Regions from separate parts of the Mus musculus genome. Here region 2 is linked to region 1. Evidence: chromatin loops called from intact Hi-C (ENCODE). Cell type or tissue: heart. All regions are shown on one strand. Region 1 holds the start of Ncor2 (nuclear receptor co-repressor 2). Region 2 overlaps Ncor2 (nuclear receptor co-repressor 2).

What was found. Peaks named below come from ENCODE experiments on the same cell type or tissue, not always from the same donor. Only the 100,000 strongest peaks of a DNase experiment are listed, where the experiment ranks them.
Region 2: a loop joins it to region 1, with 2.4 times the contacts of the local background. A loop is called at or near these places in 10 of 42 quality-filtered maps.

The regions. Positions count from the first base shown.
Region 1 is chr5:125,174,518-125,182,517 of GRCm38, reverse strand. Ncor2 (nuclear receptor co-repressor 2) reads left to right here and starts at 3,304. Exons shown (of 47, transcript NM_011424.3): 1 at 3,304-3,521. In heart, CTCF peaks have their summits at 3,611 and 4,778; DNase peaks (open chromatin) are centred at 2,607, 3,277, 3,587, 4,597 and 7 weaker places; H3K4me3 peaks cover 3,735 bases; H3K27ac peaks cover 4,557 bases.
Region 2 is chr5:125,120,437-125,128,436 of GRCm38, reverse strand. Ncor2 (nuclear receptor co-repressor 2) reads left to right here. Exons shown (of 47, transcript NM_011424.3): 2 at 3,457-3,667. The coding sequence starts at 3,563. Among named protein-coding and RNA genes, the nearest start is that of Ncor2, 55 kb to the left of the region's middle. In heart, CTCF peaks have their summits at 5,086 and 5,708 (motif pointing right); DNase peaks (open chromatin) are centred at 326, 796, 3,046, 5,026 and 2 weaker places; H3K27ac peaks cover 2,386 bases.

The DNA of each region.
Region 1 (8,000 bases):
GGACCGCCACATGTAAATGAACTCGGTTAATTTGCCAAGCTCTTAGGAAGGAATGATCGACTGATTGATTAAAGGATAAAGATGAAGCCGGGCGTGGTGGTGCACGTCTTTAATCCCAGCACTCGGGAGGCAGAGGCAGGCAGATTTCTGAGTTCGAGGCCAGCCTGGTCTACAGAGTGAGTTCCAGGACAGCCAGGGCTACAAAGAGAAACTCTGTCTCAAAAAAACAAAACAAAACAAAAAACAAAACAACAACAACAAAAGGATAGAGATGGATTTATTTACCTAGAATGATTTTTGTTATTATGTTGGGGATTGAAGGTAGGGCCTAACATGCTGGGCAAGCACTCTATCACTGAGCTACAAGCACTCTATCACTGAGCTACAAGCACTCTACATCCCTAGTCCTCTTCTATTTCTAACTTAAGACAGGGTCTCTCCAAGTTTCCTAGATTGGCCTTGAGTTTACTCTGAGGCCCAGGCTGCCTGCAACTTGTAATCCTCCTGCCTCCTCCAAGTAGTTGGGGTGACAAGTGTGTATTACCAGGCTAGGTTCTTACTTGTATTCTTTTCTTTTTCTTTTCTTTTTGCATGCTTTGGTGTTTTGCCTGTGTGTCTGTCTGTGTTGAAAGCACCAGATTTCTTGGAACTGGAGTTACAGACAGTTGTGTGTGGGACCGTGTCACAGAGTTGTGAGCCGCCATGTGGGTGCTGGGAATTAAACCTGGGTCCTCTGGAAGAACAGCCAGTGTTCTTAACAGCTGAGCCATCTCTCCAGCCCCTTATTTTACTTTTTAAAAAGTATTTGGCCTGGGCCTGGAGAGATGGCTCAGCTGTTAAGAGCACTGAAGTTCTGAGTTCAGTTCCCAGCAACCACCCGGCGGCTCACAACCATCTGTAATGGGATCCCATGCTCTCTTCTGTGTGTCTAAAGACAGCAACAGTATAATCACATAAATAAATAAATAAATAAATCTAAAACAGCTAATTGGGCTTTTGAATATGTCTGTGTACAGTGGGTGTGCCTGGTCCTTACAGAGGCCAGAGAGTCTGTTGGCTTCCCCTGGAACTGGAATTACAGATGGTCTTGAGCCACCATTTGGGTGCTGGGACTTGAACCTGGGTCCATCTGGAAGATTATCCAGTGCTCTGGACCACTAAACTATCTCTCCTGCCCTTACTTTGTAATTTGTTTTTGAGATAGAGTCTCATGAATTCAATGCTCCAAGCTGGGCTTGGAACCCTGATATTGGTGTGAGGGTGACCTTGAACTCCTGATCATCCAGCCTGCACTTCTAGGCAAGTGCGCTACCGTACTGAACCACATTTAAAGCCCTTACTTCTTGTGTGCCTGGGACATTATTAGGCTGGATACACTGCAGAGTATCTTTGAGCCAATTCTGGATTTCAGGCTCTTCAGCAGTTATTTAAACTTGCCTTGCTATCAGCTGTCCTTAGATCTCCAAGACTCCTTACCCCCAAGAGCCCAGTAGCAAACAAGGTGTGGTGTGTTATGAGGGAAGTAACTCTTGAGGTACCAGTGTGTGAGGATAGTGTAGGTCCAGCTTAGCTGATGTTTCTTGCTGCCAGTCTGTCTACAGCCTGTGAGGGAGCACCCATTAGAAATTTGTGGCCGGGGGATTTGGGCAGGGCAGGTTATTTCTCGGGTCTAGGTCTACTCTTGGGTCATGTGGAATCGACACTGGACTCCCGCCACCACTTTGGGATGAAGCTCCAGGGTCACTGTGGGGAGTGTCTGTCCTTTCCTGTGGCTCAGGAGGACAGGGCTGCACAGTTTATAGCAGGAAACTGAGAAAGAAGCCAGCCAGCCAGTCTTCTTTAGTGCAATACTTTCCTCTGGCCTCAGTGGCTTTGCCTTATAGAGACTTGGGTGGAGAAGCTGCCAAGGCTTCCATGTGACCCTGGTCTTTGTCTGAAAGCATAGCATACCCGATGGCGGCTGCCCCCCCCCCCCCCCCCCCCCCCCCGCCACCAGTGACTGAGGTTGGCAAAAGCCGGGGAGTCAGAAGACACCCCAACTCTTTCTCCATAAGAGAGAAATCTGAACCTATGCAAATGAGGGAGTGTCCCTAGATGACTCCAGGGGACCAGTAGGCAGGCTGGAGAGAGAGGCTAGCCTTGTCTCTTCCCTCCCGTAGGACTATCTAGCCGGCCTTCTGCAGGTCTGGTTTTGAGCCCTCACATTGCCAGCCGGGCAGCCGAAGAGTGGGTGCAACGCCATGGGTGTGTGCCCCTGACCTCTGACTCCAGTTCCAAAGGGCACCCGCCCCCTCGTACACTTCCTTTTTTTTTTTTTTTTTCCCACTCTTGGACTCGGTTCCCCCTCCACTATCTGCCCCACACCCGGACTCAAAAGCTCAGGGGTGGGGAGAGGGAACCGGCGGCATGGGTGCAGGAACCCCAGTACCCCTGAGGAAGAGGCCCTTGCCCTGGCAACCGCACTCCCGCCGCAGCCATACCGCCCCCCCTCCCTAGGGGTTCTCTTGTTGGCAGAACCGAATCTGCTGAGACTTCACTCCAAAAAAGGAAAGTTAAATTAAAAAAAAAAATCAAACTCTCCAACGCGTCTAGGGAAAGCAGAAGAGGAGGGAGGCGGCGGCTGCAGGGCTGGGTTCCCTTGCTTGGCTGCTGTTAAAGATCTAAGGCAGAGAGGGCCCACTATGGGGCATGTGAATGAGCTCTACTGCTAGTGGGCAAGCTCCTACTGGGGTTGAGTGGTCCTGATTGGGTGTCCAAGACTGGACCATGGGCTCAGAACGTAGCCTAGGCACGTGTCCTGGAAAATTCCCTATGGCTGTTCATTTTAGATATCAGGGGGCCCGGGTGACAGGGCTGCGTAGCGCGACTCGCGTGGGCCTCTCCAGGATCTCATATTGCAGTCCCTGAACCAGCTCGTCATTGGTTGTGGTCCGCAGAGCCTTTCCCCAATCTCCCAGGCGAGGCCCAGCGCGTCGCTGAGCATCTGCGTGCGACTCTGAGGGCTCCGTGGGTGGCCCTCCCGGGGCGTCGTCTCCGCATCCCCTGGACACTCCTGAGTTATAATTTAATAGCTGAAACGCGATTCCCGTGAAGTCTCTGGGGTTCGCGGAGGAGGAGGGGGCGAGGAGGTATTTGCTCCGCCTTCTTCGGGCAAAAAAAAAAAAAAAAAAAAAAAAAAAAACGCAGCTCGGGGTGCGCGCACGGCGGCGGGGTGCGTAGGCCTGGAAGGCGTGCATGCGGGCCCTTTAAGGCGGCAGGGGCGGGCTTCCACAAGGCCCCGCCCCTCGCCCCGCCCCTCGCCGCCAGGAGCGGAGCCGCGGGCAGCGCAGGCCGGGCCGCATCCCCGTCCCCGCGCCAGCCGCCCGCGCCCGCCATGCGCGCCCCGCAGCGGCCCGCGCGTCCGGGCCCCGCGTCGTAGCGCGGCGGGCGGAGACCGCAGGCTCTCAGCCCGGACCCGCCGCATCCTCGAGCCCGATCGGCGCCGTAGCCCGGCGCCAGCGCCCGGTGCCGCCGCCGGCGAGGTGAGTCGGGCCGAGTGCGCGGAGGGCGGCGGGGAGCGGGTGGCTTCCGGGCCGGGGCGGCGCACGCGGCGGAGTTGGCGCCCCCGAGGGGACGGGCGGCGCGGCAGGGAGCGCGCGGGGGCGCGGGAACTTCGGGAACTCTCGGGACCTTGCAGGGCGGTGCAGGCCGCGACCCTGGCACCCGGGACCCTGAAGGATGGAACAGGCCAAGACTTAGGGACCTGCGGGGTGGAGCAGGCCGAGAATCGGGGACCTTGCGGGATGGAACAGGCCGAGAACCGGGGACCCTCCAGGCCAGGAACCGGGTACCTCCTGGGTGGCGCAGCCTGAAGACCTGGGGACCATGTAGGGTGGCACAACCTGAGGACTGGTAGCCCTGCAGGGAATCACAGGCCGGGACCAGGGATCCTCTGGGATAAAGTAGCCCCGGACCTGGAGACTCTTTAGGGTGGTAGAAGCCAGGACCCGGGGACCTTCTGAGATGGCACGAGCTAAGACCCGGGAACCCTGCAGGGAGATTCAGGTCAGGACCCGAGAGCTCTGCTTGCAGTTTAGGCCAGGACCCGGCTACCCTGTGGTATGTTTTGAAGGCCAGGCCCCGGGGATCTTGCAGCAGGGTGGCGCAGCCTGAGGATTGACTGATGTACTCTTGTTTTGGAGAGGGCCAGGACTCATGGACCCTCTGTTGTGGCGCAGCCTGAGAACCGGGATTCTCAGGGGTGGGTGGCGCAGCTCTAGGACTTGGGACCCCCTCCCGGCCGCTTCCCCCGGCGACTCTGGGGTGGCACAGGCCAGGATCTGAGACCCTCGGGGGTGGCGCATTCTGGGGACCCAAGGACCCCGTGGGCGGCCGCGCCCCCCCTCCGGTGACGCGGCGCCGCCTCCTGTACCCTCCCCCTGGCCGTGCGGATACTTCGGATGCCACTAGTTTGGGAAGTTGCAGATCCGAGCCTAGCGGGGCAGCCGGGAGCCCCAGCACCCCCAGACGCGCGTGGGAAGCGGCCTCCCCTCCCGACCTTGAGGGAGGAGAGCCGGGCGGGCGTCCAGACAGGCGGTCCCTCGGGCCTCTAGAGCTGGAGGCGCCCAGCAGCGGCGGCTGAATAATCTTTACATTGTAGCTTTATTCGCACAGCTAGGTCCATCCGGCGGCGTGCGCGCGCGCCCTCCCCGAGAGTCTGGTGCAGGCAGCGGGGGCGGATCCGTTCGTTCTCAGCCTCCTCCCTTCCTCTCCTTCTCCTCCCCCCTGTTGGTGAGAACTGGTTTTATTACGATTACGGCTTTTTTTCCTCCCTCTTTGCAGATTTTGTGGAGGGATGTGTGAGAGGGGAGGTAGGAGTGGAAGGCATAGGATCCCTGGGGGGGCCCTGTGGGCAGTGTTAGGGTGGCCTTGGCTTTGCCCTTTTGATTCCAGCGCTGGTCCCTGCGGCTGCTTTGATGAAAGGGGCTCTGAGGCCAGGCGCGTGTAGGGGGTGCATCTCAGGCCACTGCTGGGGACTTCGTGGGTGGCCTCTTTTTCTTTTTTAATTGTAGAGGAGGGGGCAGAATAGTCAAGGAGGCGAGGTGGCTAGAGGCCTAAGCGTTCTGGTTGGTTCTGTAGCTCAGCTCCTGGGTTCGAATCTTGGGTGGCTGACTGATGGGGAGTTGGGGTGGGGGGGCAGATGACTTCACCTGCCTGTGGTTATGGGCTTCTTTTCTGCAGAGTGAGGGTGAAAACAGTTCCCTGGTCTGGGGCGCTTCTGAGAACCAAGTCTGTGCAGAGGGTCCTTGGATAGGTTACTATGACTACTGTTATTTCCGGATTCTCATCCTTGCTCTGTCGTCGTATTGGGGAAACCCACGAGAGTGAGTGTCTGCTCCACCTTTGGGAGCAGGGAGGGTCTGATGGAGGAGGCAGGATGGAGAAGGGCCAGGCCTCAGCCCATTGAGCACAGGCAAACACGGAGTTGGCAGCCAGCTGAGCTGCAGTGAGTGGTGGAGGGGGTGGTGAGGGCATTTCGGGTACTGCCTAGCTTCCCTGCACTCCATGTCCCTGTTCGGAAATTTACCGCTGTTTCTTTGGGGCGCCAGGGGAGCCTGCGGTGTTCGAGTCCAGACGTGGGGGTGGGAGTGAGTGGCCAGACCTAGCCTCTTCCCACGGAGCTATTTACGCTTGCCCAGGAATCGATACTATTGATAAACTCATGTCGGTGGTAATGTGGCTGTCAGGCCCGGGTGAGGGATGGAGACCCCCTCCTGGGGCTGTGCTCCCCCCCCCCCCCATGAGGGTTCATGGCTTAATCCTTTCTTTTCTCCTAGTGAATACTTGGGCTACCTCCCAAAGGTTTTCCAGCTCTGCAAACAGGAACCGAGCTGCAATACAGCTGGATCTAGAATTGTTCTGGGCCAGCAGGTGCTTGCCACTCTACAGCCCCCCCTCTCCACAGGGACCCGGGATTCCTGGCTGGAAATGTTTCTGGCTGGGTCCCACCCCAAACTGGTGTTGGGGAACGACCCCTGTGTTAACCGCTGAAGATGGGGGTGGCACCTCCTCACCACCCAGTTAAAAGGGGAGATTGATCCAGTGGGAGATTCACACAGGCTGATCACCAGGGGCTGGCTCGATTTTTTTTTTCTTTTTCCTCTTGTCTGAGGTTCCCCCCCCCCCCCCCCCCCGTCTGTCTGTCTGTCTCTCTCTCTCTGTTCTGTATCCGTTCATGTCTCCGATACCATATAGCAGCCTCCCTAGGTGATACCTCAGGGACAGTTTCCTGCAAGGGTGGCAGCTTTCTGGAGCTAGTGATTCCCACTTAAGGTGCCCAGGGGATGGATGAGTGTGTGTGTGTGTGTGTGTGTGTGGTAGGCAGGCAGGCAGGCAGGCAGTTAGCTGTCTGGGGAAGGCAGAGCTACACAAAGCCAAGTGGAGTGGGTGGCTTAGAAGACCCACCTCTTTAGGGAGGAAGAGAAGCTTGGGAAGGGTCAGGTGAGCATCCTTAGGGGAGGCTGATGGATGGGAAATCCACTTTATGGCACGCCAGGTGAATCCTGTTCTCGGAGTTGGCGGATCTGCATCTGCACTGCAGTAGCAAAACGGTGACATCCAGGAAAAACAAAAAACAAAAAAACCCAAAAAAATGCTGACTATGTGCTATCATTCAGAAAGCACTTACTGTGTGTGTGCCGACCTCAGAAAGCATTCAACTGTGTGTGTGTGTGTGCCAGCATTCAGAAAGTGCCTTTGTCTGTGCACCGAGCATCTACTGGTCTGTTCTGAGGTGGGCTATGGGGAAGTGACTGTCCTATTTTATAGAAGGTGTCACAGGGGCCCTGGGAGGTTTTGGTGACTGGCCTTGGAAGCTGGGGCAAACGCCTGGGTTGTTTCGCGGATCACACAGCACGACAGCCTTGGCTGCAAGGAAGGGATCAGGAACTGACCTTCCTCTTGGGGTTGGCACCTGCCCATCTTTGCAGGGCTGTGGGGGAGGGCAGCTCAGAGACTGGGAACTTGTTCTCCCAGGGTTTGGAGAGGGGGTGGTGCCAGCGGCAGGCTGGCATTTCTTTGAAGTCTCATTTTATCTCAAAACACTCATGCAAATTTTTGGCATCTGCCTTGGCGACAGTGCTGTGTTTATTTTGAAATGAAAACAGGGGTTTGAATTATTTAGCATGGTGTCTAACAGGGCATAACGCTGGAAGCGGGGAGCCCTGAAGCCTGGAGTGCCCTGCTCCTGTCTCCCCGGGGAATCTGGCTGGGGACACATAAGCCTGTGGTTGGAGAGGCCCTTGCTCCTGAGAGCCACACAGGTCAGAGGGGCAGTTGGCCCAAGGTCACAGCAGGACAGTGTGCCCGTGGTGGCAGTGAGTGGAAGAGAGATTTCTCCTAGTGACACCTCTGTGTTAGAGCAGAGTGCAGCCACTGCACATTGCCTTGCTCATGGACCCTTAGCTGGTCATAACCTTTTGGTTCATAGATACCACAAGAATTCGTGGAAGCACAGCAGGGGACCGAGTGCCTGATCCACTCTGTCTGACCTGGTGGTTGATTTAGCATCAAAGACTAAGGTTTTCTGGGTCACAAGCAGTGTGCCCAGGCTGGTAACCTCTAAATAGGGACTTGTGGGCCTCACCTGTCAAGTTGGAACCCTGCCCTCCTCCGCTAGGACCCCTTGGGGGCTTGGTCCTCAGCAACAGTCCATCTGTTTCTTAAATGCTGGCCCACAGCATCAAGTTGTTGGATACTGGGGAGGTTACCTAACCCCTCTCTCTGAGCCTTAGTTTGCTCATCTGTGAGATGGGGCCACCTGCTGCCACTGCTGCTTGGGCACTTAGCATTATGTGGGTCACACAAGTCCATGTGTGGCTTCGAATCTTCTGTCACCATATGTAGGTAGCTTCCCCATTAGAGGGCAAAGACCTGATGGAAGAGTGGAAGAGTTTGTCACGGGGACTCGTGTGTCCTTGCATTTGCTCTGGGTGGTCAGACTGGATACATTTCTCTAGTCT
Region 2 (8,000 bases), 54 kb after region 1:
CACCTTGTGACCGTTGGGAATGGGGTCGTTCTCAACACACAGGCATGTCTGCATGACTCTTGAGTTCTTTGGGCTCCTGGGAGATCTTCAGATCTGTATTTTGTGTGTTGAGGTCCTGCCAACTTGTTTTCTTAGTTTGTATTTGTTTTCCAAGCTAGCTCCAAATGAGGCTGAGGGTAGGAGATGTGAAAAGTGGGTTGGATATAAACTCATAGGGATGGGAGTGGCCACCTGTGGGGGTGTGTGGTCTCCCATGGGGGTGTGGTCACTCATTGGAAAGGGGTCACCCATGAGGGTGGGGTCACTCATGGGGGTGAGGTCATAGAGTCTCTGACTTTAGGGCTACCCTGCACATGGGGATGCTGGAAAGGATTTGGTAGGGTGACCTTGGACCATGCAGCTCCTGTGTTCCTAGGGGATGCTGTGTGAATCCTGGGCCAGCTGGGCTGGGCTGAGGTACGAGGTTCTCCAGAGATGGCCTACAGAGGCATCCTCTCTGCCTCCCCTACATTTCCACTGGCCAAGAGGAAGACATTGTGAATGATTACCACCTTCCAGCCTTCCTGTGTATCCCCAAAATCAAATAGTGGTTTTGAGGCCATCCGCAGGTGTTGCATGGCACTGGACCAGGTGACCCAGGACAGTCAACCTTGGGGTGGGGTTGCACTGAGGGTGCTGTGGACTCGAGGTGTGGTGTAGACCTGTTTACCCCAGCCCCACCCAAGGCAGCAGCTTGTCCTGATCAGGCACAGGACAGCTGCCATGCTGGCCTTCACACACTCTGTGTTCATAAGTGTCATGTGACATGTCTCATTTTGGTGCAAGGTAGTCTTTGTGAGCCAGAGTTCTTGGTAGCAAGTAACAGAAAGTCAGCCAAGGCCGCCAGAGCAAAGCCACGCCTGCCCAGGGTCCTCTGGGATGGCTGGCTGCTGGCTTTGTCAGCGGAGTTACCTGCTTATCCCTTTCTTTCTGCCCCAGGCTCACTTGTGGTTGGTGATGGTGTCCATGCAGCTGGTGTGGAGAATACTTGGGCTTACTACAAACTGGGGGCACACCGTGCTCTGGCCCCGTGAGTGCACACTTTACCTGGGATGTGGGGATTTAGGAAGCAGGCCTGTAGCAGAGATCTTCTTGTCTACAATTAGTAGTTGGTTATTTTGTTTGTTTGTTTTTGTTTTGTTTTGTCTTTTTGGATTTTTTGAGACAGGATTGTACTGTGTATTCCTGGCTTTGAACTTGGAAATCTGCCTGCCTCTGCCTCCCAAGTGCTGGGATTAAAGGCGCGTGACACCACTGCCCAGTGTTTTTTGTTTTTTTTTTTTTTAAACATTTTAAACTGGGAATTTAGCCCAGGACTTCACAAATGCTAGGCAAATGCTGTATTACTGAGCCATGCCCCTGCCCAGACCTGCCACTGGGATTGTAGGAAGAAGTACTACCACTGAGCTATATCCCCAGCCCTTTTCACTCCTTTCTCCCTCCCTTATTTCCTTTCTCCCTTCCTCCTCCCCTCCTCCCCTCCCTCTTTGTTTCTTTTTCTTTTTTCCCAAGACAGGCTTTCTCTAGGTAGCCCTGGCTGTCCTAGAACTCACAACTCACTTTGTAGGCCAGGCAGGCCTCGAACTCAGAGAGATCCTCTTACCTCTGCCTCCCTAGTGCTGGGGTTAAAGGCGTGCGCCACCATGCCTGGCTTCTTTTCACTTTTCAAGATAGGGTCTCACTTAGTTTCTCTTGCTGACTTTGGATTTGCAATCCTCCTGTCTCAGCCTGCTTAGAAGATGAACAGGTCTGTGCACAGTGCTTGCCTGTGTCGCCTTCTGACCCTTTTGCTTTGTGTGCCCCCGGATCTCTGTGTGCCAGAGTTTGGTGTTGCTGCCACACGGGAGGAAACATCTCAAAGGTGTGACCTGGGAGAGGAATATGTGTGTGTGTGTGTGTGTGTGTGTGTGTGTGTGTGCGCGCGTGCACATGCATATACATGGGAATATTTAGGAAGTTCATTGGTGTCATCTTGTTGACCCTGAGGGGTAGGGACAGTGCCACCTACATGTTGGAAATGAGAGAGCTAAGGTTCTGAGAAGGGGACCGTACTCCCTGAAGCTGTGGTTCTTGGCATGGTTCTTGGTCCAGTGTTCTTGTGTTCATAAGTGTCATGTGACATGTCCTTTTGATGATAGGTTCTGTGTGAGCCAGAGTTCTTGGTAACAAGTAACAAAAAGCCAGTCAGGGCCATCAGAGCAAAGCCACACCTGTGCAGAGTGCTCAGGGGTGGCTGTCCACTGCATTCTCAGGTTGACTTACCTGCTCATACCTCAGCCAGTCACCACCTCCCCTTCCTGACCGTCTTACTGGCCGTGCCTGGGTCACATGGCTCTTCTTGGGGCCTGGGATGGAATGTCAGGTGCACACTGGTAGGTTAAGGAGGGACCGAGTGCATATGTCAGGACCTCCAGCTTAGGAAGGGTTTGGATCTGCAGTCTTCTCCCCTCCCTGCTTCATTTCCCTGCATGAGATCTGTCACAGGCCATCTGTGGCTTGCTTGGAGGACAGTTGCTACCAGTTAGCCCAAGAGGAAGGGCTGGGGTTAAATTACAGGGAGCTAGGGGTCTGGCCAGTCTCCTTCTCATCCTCATGTATCATTGCTTAGGATACAGCTCCAGCCTCAGCTCTGGGTGTAATGTGAAAAGGCAGGGCCTTTCAGGAAAGAGAAGAAGGACCATAGGGCTGTCTCAGACTTCCCGCTGGGGCTTCCCTGGCTCCTGCAGTCTCTTGGTTCCCATTCTTGAGAGCACTGACTATTGTTGTAACTTGTCTTATATTAGTCATGGAGGTTCCTGCCTGGAAGGTGGCCTTTATCATCCTGGACCTGTTTGTTGCCCAGGATGGATTTGTTGTCCAGGATGCTTGTGTCTGGTTCAGGCCGTCCCTAGTGTGGCCCTAGGCATCCTGTTCCCTGACTCCCAGTGGCAGTAGGCCAGTCTCCTCTGTGTCCTTTCCATATCATGAATCAGTCTCTAGCTGAGGACGAAAGAGCAGCCAGGCAGCCTTGCTTTAGCAACTGTGTCGCTCTGTGACCCATAGTGGGTCACTGCCATGTACCACTCTGCTAGCACACAGCTCAGGGACAGGCCCAGCAGCTGTGAACTGGAGCTGCTAGGGGCTTTTGAAGAACTTTGCCCTGGAGATCTGGAAAGTCCCAGCTATGGGATGAACTGGCTGACCAAGGTGGGTGTGGGAGCCGTGCGGATGGCTGTGGGTACGGTGTCCACGCCGAGGCTCCCAAGCCTGCTGGTTGAGGCCTGTTGCGTAGGGAGATGGCTTGTGGAGGCTAGGCACAGTGCTTTGGCATTGGGCTGTCCTTGAGCGGAGGCTGAGGCAGGAGGAAGGACTAGGCCGCAGTGGCTGTGGACCAGCTGCCTCCTGTTCAATTTGTTTTTTTTTCTCTTCTCTCCACAGGCACCTGTGACGAGGTCACCTGCCAGCAGATGACCGAGACCAGCCCTTAGTCCTAGGTGTGGTCAAGAGTGTCTTGGGCTCCAAAGCCTACCTGGACCCTACCACCATGTCAGGATCCACACAGCCTGTGGCACAGACATGGCGGGCTGCTGAGCCCCGCTACCCACCCCATGGCATCTCCTACCCGGTGCAGATAGCCCGGTCCCACACGGTAAGGGGCATGTCTGCTCAGTACCACTTCCACTACTGCAGTGCATCTTCTGAAGCCAGGCTGCTGCGGCCCGTGCTGATTTGGTCTCAGTGGGGACACTGGTGGCAGTCAGGTGTGGTGATGGAGGCCTGTAATCCCAGGATTGAGGTGGTGAAGGCAGGAGGGTTTCAATTTTGAGACCAGCCTAGCTGGCTACGTAGCAAGTCTTATTTTAGTATGGGAAGGTGGAGGCTGAGGCTAGGCTGTGTGGATACGCTGCTTATATCTTGTGGACTTGGCAAGTACAATAGAGCACCCACGGTGTCACCCCCCTCCCCTCCGACCCATTTCCACCATGTTTGGGACTGGGGAGCTTTTGGGGAGGGAGACTGAGGTTGCACTTCTTCCTAACCCTCAAGATCTTCGTGCCTATTTCAACTGTAAGACTCTGAGCCCCAGAGCAGTGTCCACCTCTGCCAGGGTCCTGTTCCTGCTCATCTCGTACTGCTAGAGGGAGCAGACTGGGCTTTTCTTGTTGCCTGCTGTGTACTCTTTCTCTGGGCTGTGGAGTAATGGGGTGTGATGTGAGATGGAGCAGCCACAGCTGGGTGGGAGTGCGCATGCGTGCGTGTGTGTGAGCAGGAGAGAATGTATGTCTAGGCTTGTGTCTGTCCCTCCTGGGTGGCATGGTCCATTTCTGTGTGGGACGTGGTTCTACTTGTGAGTCAAGAATGCTTTCTCATGAGCCCCAGAGCCTGGCCTTAGGGTACCCAGCTTCATACTCTCGGTGTGTGGAGCAGCTGAGGCCTGGAGGGAGAAGACAAACCCTAACCATTGGCCTGGGGCAGCCAGTGTTGGGGTTCTACATTCCCTAGCTCCCAGCCTTTACACCACCACACAGCAACCATGATGCACTGGGTGACAACCAAGCCAGCGGCAAGGACATCTACTCTCCAGGCTGGCGAGTGACCCAGACGGGCCATTTACTGTTTGGGGGGGGGGGCCCTCAGTTCTGTCACCTATAAAGCAGGGATGACAGCAACACCCACAAGAAGGCCTATGCATGTCCCCATGTGGCTATCTGCTGTCACCATAACTTGGTGACTGTTAAAGCCATTTCCTGATGGGCCCTGCCTGGGGTTCTATCATCTCTTTGCCCTCCCCTCCTCCCCTCCCCCATCCCAGTCCCCCCAGGCAGATGTCTGTGGCTTCTTCCCCTTCATTCATTTTGCTCATCCACCCAGCCTCTGGCTGTTGTGTGTCCTTCCCTCATTCCTGAATTCTTGCTCTTTGCCTCATTTGTGTCCTCTCCCCAGTATTTGGGGTCACTGGCTGACCCTAGGCACCGCCCACTCTCCTGCTGGGCCATTGGTGACGCAGGATGCCGCTGGCCCAGACCCAGTAGTTACTGATCCTGTGGCCTGATGGGATAGCTTACAGTTTGGAACATGTCTGTCCCCTGGTGGGGACTTGCTTGCTCTTTGGCCTCTGTTCATCCCCAGGGTCTGTGGAGGGTTTCTCTCTGGGAGACTGTTGAGGCCTCATTACTTTTCTATGCTGGCTTGGTGAAGCCTGGCATATGGAGCCCTTGGTCCTTTTCAGCCTTCCCCATAACCCCGCCCCAACCCTGCCCCACAGCCCCTCCTCCACCCTCTTACCCAGGCTCCTCCAATAGCCCCGACCTTCCTGCAGCCTGCCCTCTCAGCCCACCCTCATTTCCCCAGACTTCCCCAAGGCCCTTCCTAGTCCCCCCACCCCCACTGTACCCCATCTCTTTCCTGTGGCCCAAGGATAAGTAGAACACAGACTGGAAAAGACCACGCGCTTTCCCCCTTAACACTTGTGTCTTAGGAAAGAGAGGCCTGAGAAGAGAAGCCATGGATCCATAGCAAGGTGACACCCCGTAGGGGGAGAGCCACTGTGTGTGTTCTAGCCCTGGTGCGGACCAGCTCAGCCTGTGGTGTCCTGGGCCTGGGGAACATGATGGGCCACTTTTTTTTTTTTTTTAAGATGTATTTATTATTATATGAGCTGTCTTCAGACTCGCCAGAAGAGGGCGTCAGACCATGTGGTTGCTGGGATTTGAACTCCAGACCTTCAGAAGAGCAGTCTTAACCCGCTGAGCCATCTCACCAGCTCTTCGGGTCTGGGCCACTTACATACTCTAGCAGGTCTGTCTTCCCGGAAGCTCTGCCCTCTCAGTCAAGTGAGCCACTTATAAAATGGCTGGGGTTCTGCTGAGGTGGCATCATGACGTGATCACTTGGGACGTGAGCCGGTTTCTGTGTGATGTGACAATAGGGACGGCAAGTATAGAGGACCCCCCCCCCCCCTACAGCATCAGGCTGTCAATCCCCTCGTTTCACCAGGGGTAACATGCTGCCTATCAGCACCAGTCTTCGCTCCCCAGACCCTCTGGTGTGTCTCCCTCCCCTGCCTGCATGCTGCTGGCAGTGGGGTGCAAGAGCCACGTACCCGCAGGTCAGTGTCTGGCAAGGTGTGTGTCAGGGACGCCTGACAAAATTGGCTGTGCCTAACCTTGGCCTTGGGCCTAGCTGGCTGACTCTTGGTTGAGGGATGGACCTGTGGGCTGTTGTTCAGTTGGTCACAAACTCTGCTCTGCCACCCAGGGCTCAGCCTGCTCCTGTCTAATGGCACTGGATGCTGGCCGGGGCTGATGTCCTAGGTGTGTGGGCACATCGTGGGGTCCTGTGCCCACCTGCTGTATACTGTCTTAGGGTCCTCATCTGTCTGTCCGTCCATTCATTAACTCTCTGGCTCGGTCATTGACCTGTTTGCTCATTCATCCACTCATTAGTGGATTCACTTGTCCATTTGCCTGACAAATACAGGTTAGATTTGTCACATGCCTTGGAGACCGAGCTGTGAAGGCAGAGATGCCCCCTCTCTGGGGAAGTCGACATTCTCTTGGGGTACAGTGGAACAAAGATGGGGCTAGAGGAGGCCATATTTAAGTGGAGAGACAAATATTGATGGTGGAGCTGGGACCCAAGAGGACAGACAGTGGGTGCATGGTGTCTGGATGCACAGCGTCACAGAAAACCCTGACTTGAGGCTCTTTTGGAATGAACATTCCGTTCAGGGGTGACAGGGGTAGGCTGAACTCCGCCTCCGTGTGATTTTGTGTGGCTCTCTACGTCTTAGACTCGTGCTGGGGTACAGTGCATTTGTTTCTTGGGGCTCCCCTCTTGTTCTGTTTGTAGTGGAAATATCCAGGGGCTGGGGTGGGCCTCTACCCCTGAGTCAGGTGTTATAATCAGTACGGGGCAGGCTTGAAGCCTGTGTCCTGTGACTGTCTCCGTTCCCAGCGGAGGGGCCAGTTGAGCCTCACCTGTACTATTCTTGCTGTGTGACCAGGAAGAGCTGTTCTTGCTCATCATTCTCTTGATGTTCAGATCGCCCATGATATCCTCCTTCTGGAGCTGCTTTTTTTGGGGGGGAGGGGTTGTCACATTAGTCAGCTTGTGCAGAGGGCTTGGTTACGGCGACCTAAGAATGGGATCATTTCTCTTGATGTCGTCCTTGCAGGGCCATCCTGGTATCCTTGTCCTTCTAGGTCGTGTTTTGCAAAGTCTTGATTGCCCGCTCCTTCCCTTGCAGTTTGGTCTCTGAGGTTTTCCAGTTGCTTGCCGTCTAGGGTCAGGATCCGGCTGCTCCCCCCCAGCGCATATGACTGCTACCATTGGTTCTTTGCAGTGAGAACTGCTTTAAGACACAGAGCCCGGGGCTGGAGAGAGGCCTCTGCTCAGCAGTTAAGAGCCTGCGCTGCTCTTTCAGAGGATCTGAGCTTGGTGTCAAGCACTCTCGTCCAGCAATGCACAGCTGCTTCTGACTCCAGGGGATCCAGTGTCCTCATGTTCTCTCTGGCTTATGTGGGCGCTGCACACATAAGACATACACACAGATACATAATTAAAGATAAAATGAAATCTACAACAAAATAAAAAGGGCTAAAAAGGAGAGGAAAATATGCCAAAGGAAAACTAAGTGACCTATATAGGTCATGCTGTCCACAGCCATACACGAGTCAGACATTACTAATCGATTGCCGTGCATGTAAGCAAGCATCCAGGCTGACAGAACAGATTGATTGGTCTGGCACAAGGCGGAAACCTGTCTTGTTTTTCTTATTAGAGATGGTGTGCACACTGACTCTCCTCTCCCACTTCCCTCATTTTCCCCCAGCGATAAAGTGATCTTAGTCCTGGTGAAAAATGTAAGAAGGCTTTATGCAGGGGTTTGTGGGATCCAGGTTAGGGCTGAGGGTGTAGTGGGTAGTGAGGGCGCCCGGCACCGCAATGAGACTTCAAGGTTGGGGAATTTATCACCTATG